Regions from separate parts of the Mus musculus genome. Here region 1 is linked to region 2. The links are chromatin loops, found by intact Hi-C in ENCODE. Cell type or tissue: left cerebral cortex. All regions are shown on one strand.

Region 1 (8,000 bases), 460 kb after region 2:
GGCCACCACCATGGGAGTGGACAGGGGCTGCAGACTGTAAGGGACCAGCACCAGTCTCCGGGGACGCCAGAAGAGGGGCTGAGAGGCCATCAGCAGAATCTGCGTCGAGGTCCAGCCTCCAGTAAGCTTCACACAGAGGCAGGTCATTAGCTTCGCAGAGACTTGAGCTTTGCCACCACAAGAAACCCCCAGGAGTGACAGGAGCAGGCAGAGGAAAGCCAGGGAGGGGAAAGCAAGACAGATGCAGAGTTAAGAAATGAACATCACCTGACTGCCTCCCCTTCTTCTCCTCTGTGCTGGCCCCTCTGCTAAGCGGTTCTGGCCACTCTTGCATCCAAAGAAAGGTGGTGTCAACAGGCCATGTGACTTAGGCAAACTGTCCCCATGGGTCCTTCTTGACACATAGGACTCTCCTTGTTCCTATCAGCCTCTACCTGTTACCCATCCCTTACCAGTAGGGTAGTGATGAGACTTTACAAAGAGCTCCTGGTGGCAGACCTGTTTCCATCCCTACAGGGTCCTGGCCTAACTGGGTAACAGTCAGCAATACAGGTCTGAGCATTTCTCTATATACCACTACTCTAGCTCTACAGCTCTAAGCCCCAGGCTTTACACATTCCATTTCCTTACATTACACAGGGAAAGCCAGAGACAGGAGGAGGCAAGCACAATGCCTCAGTGGTCATAGCAGTGGCTACTTGGACCACATCTGTTTCTACAGCTGTCTAATATGCACAAGGCCCTAGCTTTCTCCCATGCCTGTCCCCAGCAGTCTCTCGCAGAACTACCCAAGACAAAGGGAGTAGCATCCCCAGGAGAATGGAGGGAAGGCAAAGCCAGAAAGAGCAAGCAGTTCGTATACAGGCAAGAGTAGCCATGCAGAGGGGAAGCTGGGCAACTGGTGGTGGTGTGGGCAGGAGGCTGATAGGGGCAGACAAAACCTACTGCCTCACCTACCGAAGAACTCTGCCATTTAAGGAAATTCCTAGGCATGGGGCAGCTGCTTTACCATGAGGAATATGAGAGAGGTGATTGCCCAAAGAGGACACAGATCATCCCAGAAACGTATGCACGTGATGCAGAGGGGCCGAGGCTTTGGAAACCCAGCACTCTGGGTTCCTATCTGAGCAATTTATCCCCTCAACCCTTGTACAGGACTGAGTCACTGTCCCAGTACTCATCCGCTCAAGTGTCCTTGAAGTACTACAAGGTAGTGACAGGAAGATGTGAGGAACTCACCCTGGGTTGGTCTAAGTCTCTGCCACTTTGGGGTACAGTAGATACTCCCACTTTTCTGCTAAGCTGATGAACACTGAGACCAAAGATAACCCCAGAACTCTCTGGAGAACTTTAGAACTACTGAAGCTTGGCAGTGACACTGAGTCTAAGATGGGAACAAGATGTCCACTGCAGCACTGGACATCTGTAGTTGACTGCAGCTTCTGTGCAGCAGCAGCAGGAGCAAACCTACCACCAGGGGGAGTCAGGCAGGGTGCTGCTGACCGGAACCTTAACTTCAAGCTAATGGGGTGGGGCAAGGCCTCCATTCTCCAGCCCGGTTCCGACGACATATTTTACACTGGACTCTTGATTTCTCAAGGCCTCTCTGGATCAGAAAGTTTCAGGTATCAACATTCTAAGTGGCCCTGTAGAGAGCTATGTGACAGATCCTGCCTGCTGCTATCCTCTGAGACTAACATAGGTCTGACACCAGGAGACTCCAGCTCCATGAATAAGGCCGAGCTGACATCCAGGTATCTTGGGCCCAGGAGTCAAAGCCACCCTGCTTGAGTTCCTTACCCCTCCCCCATCCCACCTCTCCACTGTGAGTCTGATGACATTCACATGGAACTGAATCTCTGAGCAAGCAGTAGGCAGGGCTGTCCCAGAAAGTGAACGTCGTTAGAGACCTGGAAGGCCACAAGGGGCCAATCCAGCCTTGACTAAACTGTCTAGACAGACAAGAGATTTAAAGCAGTAAGACAGAGACTGTGTTGCCCTGGAGGGCTTCCTCGCCCCCTGGGGGATACCCTTTTCTGGCCACAGCCGTTGACACACAACCAAGTCCTGTGTTTTCATCCCTCTTCATTGAAGGGAAGGCCTGGGCCCCTGCTGGTGGCTGGCTATGACTGTCTGTCCGTCAAACGAGCTAGTCAGGGGCTCTGCTGCCAAGGAGAACTTGGAAAAACACAAGGCCATTGCAGGCCCTAGCTGGTCTGGGCAGGCAGCAGGCAGCACCTGCATGGCAGTCCAGCCCTATTTGTACCTGGACGAGTAGTACTCCTCCTCCAGCTCATATAGGTCAATGGAGACCTCGTCCCGCAGGGTGATGAGCTTGCGGTCACACTCCTCCTGCAGGGCTCGAAGCTGCTGGTTACGCTGGTCGATGGCTTCATTCACAGACGGGAAGTCGTTGAGGATCAGAAACTGCTTGAGATCGGATACCAGCTTCATCAGTGACTCACCAGCTCGAACCTGCACCATCGTAATCAGGGTAAAATATAAAAGGAGGCAGACACAGTGGCCCTGCTCTGTGTACGTGCTGCTGAGCCAGCAGTGCATCCTGGAAGTCTGGTTTACGTTCTGCAAAGAAAAACACTGCCCTGTACAGAGGTATCTGTGAGGACAGAGGCACAGCCAGGGAGGCAAAATCAGTACCCTCCGTGACCAAGTGGGCTAAGTTTGCTCACTTAAAGGAGTTTTCCTTTCCCAACCACACCACTCACACCATGTACACATCCTGCGTATTCCACTCAGAGCCAACAGAAAACCATGCCGACTTTCCTCCTGACTCCTCCTTTCCCAGATACGGCACAACTGCAGGTTGGGCAGTCGCAGGCATCTGTGCCCCACACCGCTGCCGATACCCACTGCACAGACACTGCCTACTGGGCTTTCTCTGCAAGATCAAGAGGCTCACATTTCACACAGGACTCATTCCACCATTTCCTTTTCCATTCGCAAGCAGCCTTGGGAAACCTTCATGTCAACAGGAACAGCTGCCCTCCCTCTCATCACCACCACAGAACGGACAAGGCCCTCCTCCCAGTGCCTATGAGGGCAATCCCCAAGACAGGCTCTGCCCACCCCATTGCTCCCTTGTTTTCCTCTGCTACTCTGGACTCTACCTACAACCCCTCCATGGTGTCTTCCATCCCACACTCACGATGTTGGCTGCTCGAACGTGCATCTCATAATTGTCCTGTTCGCCCTGAGTAGCCCGAGACACCTGCGTCTCATCCTCAATCTGAGGGCAAATAAGAAAAGCCTAGAATCAACACAGGGAGCAGCCACCTGGCTTAGCTGCCACCGCCGCCGCCGCCGCCGCCACCCGCCTTCATGTCTTTACCATAGCCTGTCAGGCCTTCCCGCAGATCCAGAGCCTACTTCCTGTCTAGACAACTGGCAATGTCTCCAACCCCTTCTTGTTCTCTGGGTGACGATAGGTTACTTCATGTCAAAAGGACACTGCCCAGTCTTTGTGACAGTTTATAAGAAATAAAGGGCTAGAGAGATGGTACATTCAGTTCGATTCCCAGCAACCACAAGGTGGGTCACAACCAGCTGCCATAGGATCTGATGCCCTCCCTCTTCTGTCTGATGTTCTCTTCTGTCTTGCAGGTATAGATGCAAATAGAGTCCTCATATACATTAAATAAATCAATCTTTTAAAAAGACATTGACTTATTTAATGTATATGAGTTCACTGTTGCTGTCTTCAGACACACCAGAAGAGGGCATCAGATCTCATTACAGATGGTTGTGAGCCACCATGTGGTTGTTGGGAATTGAGCTCAGGACCTCTAGAAGGGCAGTCAGTACTCTTAACTGAGCCATTTCTCCAGTCCTTAAATAAATAAATCTTAAAAAGAAAGAAAAGATGTTCAATAAAGGATTAAAAAGACAAACTTTCTGATCTCTGAGTTTAAGCTTACAGGTGGACCAGCTGGAGCCTAACACAGACCTCAGTGGGCTTGAGGCTTCTCAGAAATTATTTAAATAGAACAGCATTTCTCAACCTGTGGATTGCCTTTCACAGGGGCTGCCTAAGACCATCGGAAAACACTGGCATTTACGACTCAAAGGGTAACAACAGTTCTGTAGTTGCAACAAAAATAATTTTATGGCTGGAGGTCACCACAACATGAGGGTTGTGGTGTTTAAGGGTTAAACTCACCAGTCATCACAAGAATCTATGGCAAGGGTAAACCTCAGCCCAGGTGGCTAGTGCTCAGTAACTAACGTAGAGCCCTGGCAAACGGGCCAGAGTTCTCCTCTCTGCTCTGTGCTTGTCACTATTTGGCTCTTCTATTTATCTGCTGTCCCATTACTTTTAACGCCTCTTCACTCCTACCCGCACCGGTCAGGTGAGTCACATTCCCTCTGCTTTCCTCACCCCTGTACCCAGGCCCCAGGGAAAACCAGTCCCAGCCTTCTCCAATGGCTTCGGAACAGCTACCACACACCTTGGCGGTCTTGATGATCTCGGTGAAGTTGTCCATGATGGACTTGATGTCGTCTTTGAGCCGCTTGTTGTATGACTGCAGCAGCGTCTCCTTGCTCTGGGGAAGGGCTCTCTGCTGGGCCATGGCGGGCCCTGGACGAGAACCAGTCTGGTCCGGCCCGAACCGAGTACTGAGGGCTGGGGACCGGGATTTCCGATACAACAGCTCCGTCCACGAACACACGCCCGGCAGCAGGCCCTTACGGCGAGGGAACAAAGCACCCGCACGCTCCTTCCCGCGGCTTCCGTTCACTCCTGGCGCCTCCCGCCGCCTCTCGGAGCCTGCGGTCCGGTGCCAGGGCCCGCCCGCCTGGACGAACGCGCAGCCGCGGCCCGACACGCCCCCGCTCAGGCTCCGCCCCTCTGTCAGAGTCCGAAGTGGGTCCTTGTCGCTTTAAATCCGAAATCCCGCGAGGGCGCCTGCTCTCGCGATATCTGCGGCCACTTACTTATCCCCCACAATTCCCTCTTCTTTCTTTCTCCAGCAGCCGAGCAAGATGGTGAGTGTCTCTGGGCCCCCGCGCTATCCGCCTCCATCCGCCGCCCGTCGCCCGTCAGCGGCGTTCTCCGCCGTCCCTGTCTCCTCGGGGTCCCTCGCGGAAAGGGAGCCACAGCGACCGACTCACAGGCAATGACTCCGCTGCCCGATGGCACGGGTTTCTCTCTTCCGTACAGCCCAAAGGGAAGAAGGCCAAGGGGAAGAAGGTGGCCCCGGCCCCCGCCGTCGTCAAGAAGCAGGAGGCCAAGAAGGTGGTCAACCCTCTGTTCGAGAAGAGGCCCAAGAACTTCGGCATTGGTAAGGAGTGGCGTCGGCGTGTCACAAGGGCAAGGCGCCTTGACGGGCAATGGACTGAATGAGAGCCGGGCACCGTCCCGAGCAGCCGCCACTGCGCATGCTCGGCTGGTGTGAGAAGGGGAATGGTGGTCGTGTGCAGATGATGTGACAGAATATTTGCTATCAGATGAGTGGTGATGACACTAGAACCACCAAGATCGCTGATGCACCGACGCCCTCCTGCCCTGGGTACTGCCTCGGCTGCAGGCCGGCCCGAGGAGAGGCCTCGGTCACAGTGTCCCTCTTAACTTCCCAGGACAGGACATCCAGCCCAAAAGAGATTTAACGCGCTTCGTCAAATGGCCCCGCTACATCAGACTGCAGCGGCAAAGAGCTATCCTCTACAAGCGGCTCAAAGTCCCTCCTGCCATTAACCAGTTCACCCAGGCCCTGGACAGGCAGACAGGTGAGGTTCCGGGCCCCAGAGCCAGAAACTGGCCCCGAGTTTGCCCTTACTGCAGTGCATGGCCACACTAATACAGCTATGAAGAGAGAGGTGGAAGGGGGTCCCCAGTCCCTCCACCTGGAATGGGCGGGATTTGGTGAGGAAGCAGTTGAGGAAGGATCCCCGTGTTGACCTCCTGCCGTCTCATCAGTGTACCACAATAGGGTGGTTTTGTTGGGGGATCAGGGTCTCTAGTTGTGGAGCTCAGCATTGCTGCCTGTTTCATGAGTGCTGGTATTAATGGCATGAGCCACAGCCATTCAGGGCTAGGAGGTCAGACACAACTTTTCAATGCCAGGTTAAGTGACAGGTTAGAATTGGGCCTGGGCGTGAGATTGCTGGCCAAGTAATAGCCCCAGCGCCTTTAAAGGGATTCAGGCTTAGAGTCCAATTGAATGTGTTTTCCAGCTACTCAGCTGCTTAAGCTTGCCCACAAGTACAGGCCAGAGACAAAGCAAGAGAAGAAGCAAAGGCTACTGGCCCGTGCTGAGAAGAAAGCTGCTGGCAAAGGCGACGTCCCAACTAAGAGACCACCTGTCCTCCGAGCAGGTCAGTGCTTCCCTGCCCGTCCCCCCCACCCCCCAAAGGGAGGATGGTAAGGCAGGCTGTGCAGTGATGTGTGAATTTCTTCACCTGAAAATATTGTGAAGAGTAAATCGAGCTTTTTAACCCTGAGTCGCAGCTTAGTGGAGCTGCATTTTTGTGACTGCAGCAGCCGGAGCACACAGGCAAAGTGGTTGTGTTGTATGTTCCAGGAGTCAATACAGTCACCACCTTGGTGGAGAACAAGAAGGCTCAGCTGGTGGTGATTGCCCATGACGTAGACCCCATTGAGGTAGGTGTGAGGTTCTGTGTGGCTTCTGGAAGGTTGGGATCTCTTGCTGGGTTTGAAGAGCTGGGGAAAAGATTGGTGTGGCTCTTGCAATGATGTCAATCTTTGACTGAAGTGACCTTGAAGTGCAATTACTGAGCTTTTTAACCCTGAGCAATTGCCACAAAGTATCTGTGCAGCTAGCTGTTGCTTCTGCCAAAACAACCTACAGCTCATGTTTGCTTCTAGCTGGTGGTTTTCCTACCTGCTCTGTGTCGAAAGATGGGGGTGCCCTACTGCATCATCAAGGGAAAGGCCAGGCTGGGGCACCTGGTCCACAGGAAGACATGCACCACCGTTGCCTTCACACAGGTTAACTCGTGAGTATTTATGCGCCCACACCTTACCCTCACAGCTTTGGACCATTTGCCAGTGATGCTTAGGAATTTCTTCACCTGAATCAACTATGTGGTCACACTGTTGTCTGAGGCAAAAAGGCAGGGAGGGAAGGGTTTATTACTCCTGCTTCTTAAACAGTAACGAGACCTTCCTCATTGCCTTTCCAGGGAAGACAAGGGTGCTCTGGCTAAGCTGGTGGAAGCTATTAGGACCAATTATAATGACAGATATGACGAGGTGAGTATATAGGCCACAGGCTTAATTTTGATTGATACATAAAATATTGGTCTATGCCTTAAAGTGTAAGGGGGACAGGCTAACGACTACTGCTTCTGTCATTTCAGATCCGTCGCCACTGGGGAGGCAACGTCCTGGGTCCTAAGTCTGTGGCTCGAATTGCCAAGCTGGAAAAAGCAAAGGCTAAAGAACTCGCCACTAAATTGGGTTAAATGTACACTAAATTTTCTGTACCTAAATATAATTACAAAATTATCTTGACTGCCTTTGGTTATTTGGGTTGGCGCGAGTGTGCCCTGTAAAACGGTTTCAGACTGAGCCATGGTTTTTACATAGCAAGATCTTTATTTTATGGTTGTTGGGAACAGGCTCCTTACTTCACATGATGGGTGTCCGACGTACAAATTTTTGGAACCACAAATATGATGTGGCCGCACACAGTCCGTACCTGTGGTTGAAAGAGATTATAGCCTGTGCGGGGTGGGGTGGGTGGAGGGGGTAGCAGGCAGCAGGACTAACCAGGTAAGGATGTACTGCATGTGCTCATTGCGCAGAGTCACTCTCGTCTGTCCTCCGATGGGCCCGCCGGGGGCTGTGCTGTCTGTGGAGACAGGAGTCAGCTCTGTCAGACCCCTAAGTGCAACCAGAGAAAGTCTGCTGGGCTGTTTTGAGACTTTGTTAATGCAATTAATATTAATTTCTTTGCCTTAGCCTCAGGAAGACTTCAGGCAAAAGGTAGCTACATTCTTCGCCAAAATACCACAAAAAC
Region 2 (8,000 bases):
TTCATGTCCTCTGACGTGGCACTGTGGGTCACTCTGTAAAGCTAACATTTATCTTTAGAGAGCCAGGTTTCCAAACTCTTTCTGAACACATGGTAGACTCAACTTTAAGTCCCTAAAAAGAAGCAGCAACCCCAACCCTAGGATGGCTAGAGCTAAATAATAGCAAGGCCTCGTCTAAATAAATAAACAAACAAATAAATAAATAATAAAATGCAAGGTCTCCACTCTCAGGCCCCCAAGGGTAGAGATGTTAAAGGGACAGCTGTGCTGGCTCCCATCTCTGACTCCATCCTAAGGTAGGGACAGGACTCGATGCCTGCTATAGACTGGCTGGCATCATGCAGCCAAGCTAACCTGGCCTCTGAGTGACAGACTCCGGTTTTAGGCCCAGTCTGTGCCCATATGCCCTGCTCTGTTGACTGAAACCTCTCTGGGCATCAGGAGAGCCACTGGGTAGTTTGAGGACTTGAATGGCGTACTTTAATGCATATGCAAAGGCAATGGGCACAAACTGGGACTGCCTGAGGCAGGCAGGGCAAATGGTGACTCCTGAGTTTATGGGTGCCCCCACCATTACATGGGTACCTCCACTTTGCCTGGGGACTCTTCGTTTATTTGGAAGTTGGGCACATCATCCCCAGTTCCCTGGAGTCCTATGTAGTCAGCATCTGGTACAAAGCTGTTATAGCCTAGGCTGCACTACAGAGCACACAGGACTCCCATGCATGAAGGCTGTGTCAGAACTCCCTGTGGCTTCTGACACTGTGACCAGCACTTGGTAACCATGTATTCTTTGTAGTGCTACCCAGTCAGCCTCTCCCAGGCTGCACTGTCTGGTGTGGTGGCCCCTGGGCAGTTACATAGAGCTGTGAACTGTGAACATAAAGCATACCAGATAGGTAAGAATTCATTGGTGAGTGTTTATTGAATGTTGAGTATTCTGAGAGCATTGGGTTGAATAAAACTTCTTATTAAACGTGATATATTTTTTCTTTAATGTAACTAGGAAGTATAAAACTCCACATGTAGCTGTCAGTGCATTCCCCCCGGACAGTCCTAGCCTAGATGCTGTGTACTTGACATCCCTTACTCTAGGGCTTATGGCCTCCTTGAGTCAGGAGGCCACAAGGTACTGTTTCCTTTCTGGCACTGAGAAGCCAGGGGCAGGCCTCTGAAGACTGCTACAGGAAGAGGTAGTAGTCTTGGTAAAGAGAGGGTGTCTCTTGGCCTCGAGCCTCTGTCCCTCATGCCTGCTAGCAGGTGTGGTTCCAGCCTCAGTGTTCCTGATAGTCTGTGCCTGCTCTGTTTTTGGCACCATGCTCAGCCCCTGACAAACCCTCAGCATGGACATAGAACCTGAAGAGAAGAAAGTGTCAGCTCCCAGGAGACAGGGCTCCCTGAGTAGTCCCAGACAAAAGTGTGTTAGGGCTACAGGGGTAGAAAGAACTGATGGGGGGAGGGAGGTTTCCTAAAGGATAAGGAGGTGATGGGCTGAGGAGAGTTGTATGCCATTTGTTTCCAGGCCCTATAGTGTATACCAGTGTGCCACCCAGGCTGGCTCCCACGTGGCCAAGGTGAGTGGAGATCCTTTCTTGAAGCTTCAGGCCAAACCCCTGAGAGCAGTGGTAGGCAGCATGAAAGGAGCCTCAGGCCAGTTTCACTTTTTCATGTGCCCATAGTACAAGGCTAGTTTGCAGATGGAGCTCCATACTAGGCAGATGCACCTTGGCAGCCCTGCCTTCCATGTATCTTAGGCCCCTGGGTGCTCACTGTGGGTATGAGTGAGGGCTGACCTGTGGACCGAAGGTACCAACCAGAGAAGCCCTGGCACTTTATCCCTCTCCTGGGCTGCTGAGAATGGGGCTTGCAGCCCTTCCTCCCCACAGGAACGGACACACCTTTGGGTACCCCTCCCCCAGCTGCTAAAACAGATAAATGGCTTGAGGATTTTGTTGGGTGGTCCAACTGTACTGTAAGATTCTAGAAGCCAGAGATTCAAGGGTGTTAGACACCTGCATTTTTTCACCCATGAAAAGAGATGGTAATCAGAACCTGTCCAAGACTTTCCTGAAGGCTTCTGGAATTGTCATGGATAACAGGGGCTCAGAATCCACAGTAGGCCCCTCCCTTCCAGGTACAATACCTGTTAACTACACTACTATCAGCTTCCTGGCCTATGGCTTCTCTTTCATGTTTCCAGAGTCCTGCATAAGGCTTGGCTTATTCTGTGTCTCAGAGGACATTTTTAGATCACAGAGCCACCCTATAGGTGATAAGCAGGGAGTAGGGATGAAATAGAAAACACAAGGCGAATGTTGACATCACACTAACCCAGGGGCACAGACAGTGCAGGAAGGTCTCCCAGTGCACATTCAAAGGTGATGCACAACTGTACTCCAGGCACTGCTGGCTGGAATTGGGACAGAGGGTCAATTGGGAATTAGGCTACTCCTCTGTCCTGGAGCAGGTGTCAAACACTAGGAAGCTCCAGATGTGCCTCTTGAGAGGCACTTGTCAAAGCAGGGCAGGAGCTCTTTGGGACAGTCTGGGTAGAGCCTCTGTATCAAAAGGGAAGGGATCTTTGGTTGTGGGTCTGTAGGTCTGCCAAGGGATATTTGCTAGATATTTGGAAGTAAGGGAGGTTCTAGGGGCTTTTCAGATCAGTTTGGCCTGCTTGAGTTAGCCTGGGGCATCCCAGGCAAGTGGTATTTCTGGAGCAAATGTAGAGCCTACCTTAATGAAGCCCTTGGGCAGAGATTGAGTTTTCTGGCAGCAACTGCTTCTGATAGCACCAGCATAGCAGCAAGGCATGAATCTGAAACAAGGGTAGTAATTCGTATTGTATGGGTGGACTCCCTAGGAGTCCAGGCAGGAGGGAAAGAACAAGGACCTTGATAGATCCAGGAGGAACCCCAGTGTGCAAAAGGTGCCATGTGCCAAACTGGCTGTGTCCAGGGATCCTGGAAAAGTGCCCTGCCAAACCCCTCTTTCTCCCTGAGCACCCATTTCTGATTTTGAAGTGCTTGTGGACAGCATAGCTAGAGAGATCCCTTCCATTCTTTCTGGGGGAAGATGACCTCTCTCGTAGATCTGGGAGTCATGTGGCTCTGGATCTAGTGAACCAACTTGAATGAACTGTTTCATTCAGTTTCCTTGTATGCATCATGAATAATATCTTGGGATGGACACAAATGCCATCTGGAGAATCTCTTGCTCGCCAGAGGCACACTAGTGGAACGCTGCCAGCAGAGGGAGGCAGAGAGCCACCTACAAATCTACCTACAAATTATCCATCCATTGAGGGCTCCTTCCAGATCCTATCTCACTTGAGTTAGGTGCAGGTGTTGCATACCCTGCAGACCCCCCTAACCACACACACACACACACACACACACACACACACACACAGAGCAGCCCTCGCAGAGGGAAGTCTTTACTTCTGGACTCCCTGGAGGGGGTGGGCTTACTAAAGATAGCAGGTGCTGCATAAATGCTCTCTGAGTTGAGCACATTGGAGTCAGAGAAGACAATGGATTTCCAAGCTCTGAGGTCAGAGACAGAATCCTCAACCTTGTGGGAGCCTGTGGCATTGCTTTCAAGGTAGAGGAAAGGGCCTTGTTCTGTGTCACCCCTTCCACCTGGCCTGCTGAGGCTAAGGTCAGAGACCTTTTCTCTCCCCTTCCCTTTTCCAGCTTAAGAAGATTGTATTGATGGGGAGTAAATAAGTAGCTTAGGTCAGACTTGTTTCTGAGTGCCAGAGTGTCCACAGCTCCAGTAGAAAGCATGCTCACCCCATGCAGAAGAATCTCATGAGAAACAGAACACAGTCGTCTTTTTTGGGGGGCGGAGGGGGGGTTCGGGGTTCGAGACAGGGTTTCTCTGTGTAGCCCTGGAAGTCCTGGAACTCACTTTGTAGACCAGGCTGACCTCGAACTCAGAAATCCGGCTGACTCTGCCTCCTGAGTGCTGGGATTAAAGCCATGTACCACCACACCCGGCATAACACAGTCTTGTATTTGAAATAGTCATAGAAATAGCATGGTGTTGTAGAGAATGGATCTCACAAGCACTAGAATCTAAAAATAAGCCTTGAGGTCAAAGTTGTGTGAAAGCTCTGAACCCTGAACTTTGTGGAACACTCTAGGTGGTATGTGCACATAAAAGCATTGAAGCAACCATTCTTGGCCATCTGTGATGGTTTATATATGCTCAGCCCAGGGAGTGGCATTATTAGGAGGTGTGACCTTTTTGGAGTGGGTGTGTCACTGTGGTTGTGGGCCTTAATACCCTTGTCCTAGCTGCCTGGAAGTCAGTGGCCTTCTCCTAGTGGCCTTCAGATGAAGTTGTAGAACTCTCAGCTCCTTCTGTACCATGTCTGCCTGAATGCTGCCATGTTCCTGCCTTGATGATAATGGACTGAACCTCAGAACCTGTAAGCCAGCCCCAATTAAATGTTGTTTTTATAAGAGTTGCCTTGATCAGGGCTAGTGAGATGGCTCAGCGGGTAAGAGCACTGACTGCTCTTCCAAAGGTACTGAGTTCAAATCCCAGCAACCACATGGTAGTTCACAACCATCCACAATGAGATCTGATGCCCTACTATGGAATGTCTGAAGACAGCTACAGTGTATTTACATATAATAATAAATAAATCTTTAAAAAAAAAAGAGTTGCCTTGCTCATAATATCTGTTCACAGTAGTAAAACCCTAACTAAGACACCATCTCTCAATGAGTTTGTGGTGACCAGTGACTGTGTATGCTGGGCTTGGCTGCTAAGGAATGTTCTTAAAATCCATTGTGATAACAATAGCCATGCTATTTCTGGGTCCTTACCAGAAGTGAGTTCTACACAGATGGCCAAAGCATCCACACATAGACCTTGGAGGTCACCCCTCACACAGGAGGACACTCTAGGGACCTTCTATCCCACAGCTGCCAGGTAGTCCATGAGAACACCACCCGTGAGGGTGGTCAGGAATTAGGACAGGACCACATCATCTTTAAAGTGCAGGTGGAGAGAGCAGCATCCCTGTCCTTGATCTTCAAAACGGAGGGATTCTCTGGAGAAGCTCCACACAAACCTTTCGAAATCCACAGTACACATAGCTCAGTCGGGCTTGAGGATACTGTAGTAAAAGAGCCCTGTTTCCTAACTCGTATGCAGCTGAGGATTGGCCTGGGTCTCCACAGCTCCACAGGGTGGGGTCTGGAGTCACATAGTAAAAATCTCCCCATAGAGTGTCCCTGATAGCAAACTTTGCAAGACTCATGGCTGGCTGGTTCCCGGAGTCTCAGAAGGACAGCAGCACTCCATCACTTTTGATTGTAGGCATAACCCTGCTGCTTTGGCTGGGTTTATGGCACTAATACCCTTGGGTCCCTCTTTGTGCTGGACAAAGCAATGCAGAGCCACATTTGGTGCCTCCTTTGACAAGAAACAACACCAGCATAGCAGTCTCTCCCCTCACCTTCTTTATTCCTTTGCTTACATCTTTATAGACAGGATCTGGCTTAGAACTCCTGAACCTCCTGCCTTTACCGTCCTCCCCTTCGCCCCCCAGTGCTCCCAGTACTACATCTGGCTCCATGGGTTGTTTATCTGTGCTGGTGGAGATTAGCCTGTCTGGGATGACATTTTGACCATGTGTGGCCTCTAAGCACCTTCAGCATGGCCAGTGCAGATGGTGATAATGCAGGTGAGCTGGCACAGTGGGTAAGGGTGCCTGCTGCCAAGGAGGACAACCCAGGTTCAGTCCCTAGGACCCACATGGTAGAGGGAGAGACTGGCTCTCATCACTTGTCCTCTGACCTCTACATGTATGGCATGTGTTAGCACACATATACATAAGCAAATAAATACAAATAATAATACAAAGAATGTCAACTCTGTCCTTTTCATACTTCGCTTGTGTTGACTGCTAGTTAAGTGGTAACTGTGGTTTCATTGGACGAACCAAGATGTAGTATTGAAATAAATTCACCTGCTCCTTTGACCTTTTTAAGGGTTATGAAGTACTTTGAATGACCTATGTGGTTTCCGTCTTATTTCTATTGGAATGGGCTTCTCTGAATGACCCCAGGAGGCTAAGGAAGCCCTTCTCTCTCATACTGAAGATATACACAGACAGTGGAGCGAAGGACACTTGGGACAGGAAGAGAACTAGTTCTTGGGTTTGTTTTTGTTGCTATTTGGTTTGGTTTCAGTTTTTTGAGACAGGGTTTCTCCTTGTAGCCCTGGCTGTCCTGAAACTCACTCTGTAGACCAGGCTGGCCTGGAACTCAAGAAATTTACCTCCGCCTGCCTCCTGAGTGCTGGGATTAAGGGTGTGCAACACCACCACCAGGCTGTTCTCGGGTTATTTATATCTGCTTTTGTTATTTTTGAAACAGAAGTTAGCTATATAACTCAGGCTGGCCTTGAACTTATGGCAGTCCTCCTGCCTCAGCCTCTAGAGTGTTGGATTTACCATACTTGTCTGGAACTACTTACATACTTGAATGTTGAAAAGTAGGACTTAAAGTCAAGCCTGGTGGGGCATACCTGCAATCCTAGAACTCAGGAGGCTGAGGCAGAAGGATCACAAGGTTCAGCCAGCCAGAGGACGTAGTGTGCCCCTGCTTACTCACTACTGCCTAACTCACTGCCCTCTAGTAGTATATACATAATAACTATTCTTCTAAATTGAAAACAAACAAAAACATTACAAGATGGCAGATCCCTGGGGAGTGGTGGTGTCTTAGTTAAGGTTTTTATTGCTGTGATGAAACAACGACCAAAAAACAAGTTGGAGGGGAAAGGAGTTCTTAGGCTTACACTTTGACAGCACTGTTCATCACTGAAGAAAGTCAGGACAGGAACTCAGGGCAGGATCCTAGAGGCAGAAGCTGATACAGACAGAGGTCATGGAGGGGTGCTGCTTATTGGCTTGTTTCCCATGGCTTGCTCAGCCTACTTTCTTATAGAACTCAGGACCATAAGCTGGCCCTCCTCCATCAATCACTAATTAAGAAAATGTCTTACAGCCAGATCTTACAGTGGCATTTTCTCAATTATGGTTTCTTCCTCTCAGATAACTCTGTAGTTTGTGTGTCAAGTTGATGTGTTACAGCTAGCCAGCACAGATGGCATTTCATTGTGGGGGAAAGGCAGTACCTAGGGAACTGAACTGGCCTGTGTCCCTGAGAGATTTCGGCATCCAAGACATCACCTCAGCCCGAGACTGGATCAATCTATCCAGGTTGCTGTGTAAACAGCCCCACACCAGTTGGATTTCACAGGAATTTCCTTGTCCTGGAGGTCTGTGACCGGGTACCACAGGGCAAGTTGCTCCAAGACCACTCAGTTGCCTCTGCTCCCATGTCTGTATATGACCATCTTCAGTGTGTGTATGACACAGAGCTCATCTCCATACCTCTGTCTGCTTGGGATTTGGTCCTGGAGTATTTCTGTTGAGAGACAGCAGGGCCCACTGTCCTGTAATCCCCCCTAAACAAAGGAAGGCTGAGGCTGCAAGACTCTATTTTCTCTCTGGGCTGTCTAGCTGCTGGGTGCCCAATTTAGTCCTTACACTGTGCATATGTGTGTGCCTGTGCGTGTGAGCATGTATATGTATATATGGCATGTGGAAGCCAGAAGGTATCATTCTCATTCTCAGCTTGGTTTTTTAGTTTGTTTTTGAGACAGAGACTATTTTAGCCCTGGGCCTCTGTCTCCTGAATGTTGGGGTTAAACATGTGCCACAATGCCTGACTCCATCCTGGTTTTTGGGGCAGGGTCTCTCTCACTGGACCTAGTGCTTGATTGATCATTGGCTAGGCAAGTGGTGCTCCAGGATCTTGTCTCCCTCCCCACCCCAGCACAGGATTACAGATGTATGGTCATTCCAGGACAGCATGTGGATGCTGGAGATTCCAAACTCAGGTCTTTGTGCTAGTGCAGTAGGAATTTTTACTATCTGAGCCATCTCCCCAGTCCTCGGCCTTTTTGTTTTTAGTTTT

Evidence for each region. Peaks named below come from ENCODE experiments on the same cell type or tissue, not always from the same donor. Only the 100,000 strongest peaks of a DNase experiment are listed, where the experiment ranks them.
Region 1: it touches region 2 in a loop (2.9-fold over the local background); 18 of 42 quality-filtered maps call a loop at or near these places.

Annotation. Positions count from the first base shown.
Region 1 is chr2:26,905,827-26,913,826 of GRCm38, forward strand. It overlaps Med22 (mediator complex subunit 22), which reads right to left and starts at 4,816. Exons shown (of 4, transcript NM_001033908.1): 1 at 4,467-4,816; 2 at 3,167-3,247; 3 at 2,267-2,475; 4 at 1-167. The coding sequence starts at 4,589. Rpl7a (ribosomal protein L7A) reads left to right here and starts at 4,981. Exons shown (of 8, transcript NM_013721.3): 1 at 4,981-5,004; 2 at 5,180-5,300; 3 at 5,596-5,745; 4 at 6,193-6,333; 5 at 6,540-6,619; 6 at 6,845-6,975; 7 at 7,162-7,231; 8 at 7,339-7,485. The coding sequence starts at 5,002. The coding sequence ends at 7,443. Surf1 (surfeit gene 1) reads right to left here. Exons shown (of 9, transcript NM_013677.2): 8 at 7,751-7,832; 9 at 7,552-7,679. The coding sequence ends at 7,610. It overlaps Gm23969 (a small nucleolar RNA gene), which reads left to right and starts at 5,435; the gene lies at 5,435-5,508. It also overlaps LOC115489587, LOC115489586 and LOC115489588. In left cerebral cortex, CTCF peaks have their summits at 1,488 (motif pointing right) and 3,725 (motif pointing right); DNase peaks (open chromatin) are centred at 1,461, 3,813, 3,958, 4,402 and 2 more places; H3K4me3 peaks cover 2,764 bases; H3K27ac peaks cover 1,808 bases.
Region 2 is chr2:26,446,388-26,454,387 of GRCm38, forward strand. The region is part of intron 1 of 0610009E02Rik (RIKEN cDNA 0610009E02 gene); the gene reads left to right. Among named protein-coding and RNA genes, the nearest start is that of 0610009E02Rik, 4.5 kb to the left of the region's middle. In left cerebral cortex, a CTCF peak has its summit at 3,237 (motif pointing right); a DNase peak (open chromatin) is centred at 3,241; H3K4me3 peaks cover 860 bases; H3K27ac peaks cover 464 bases.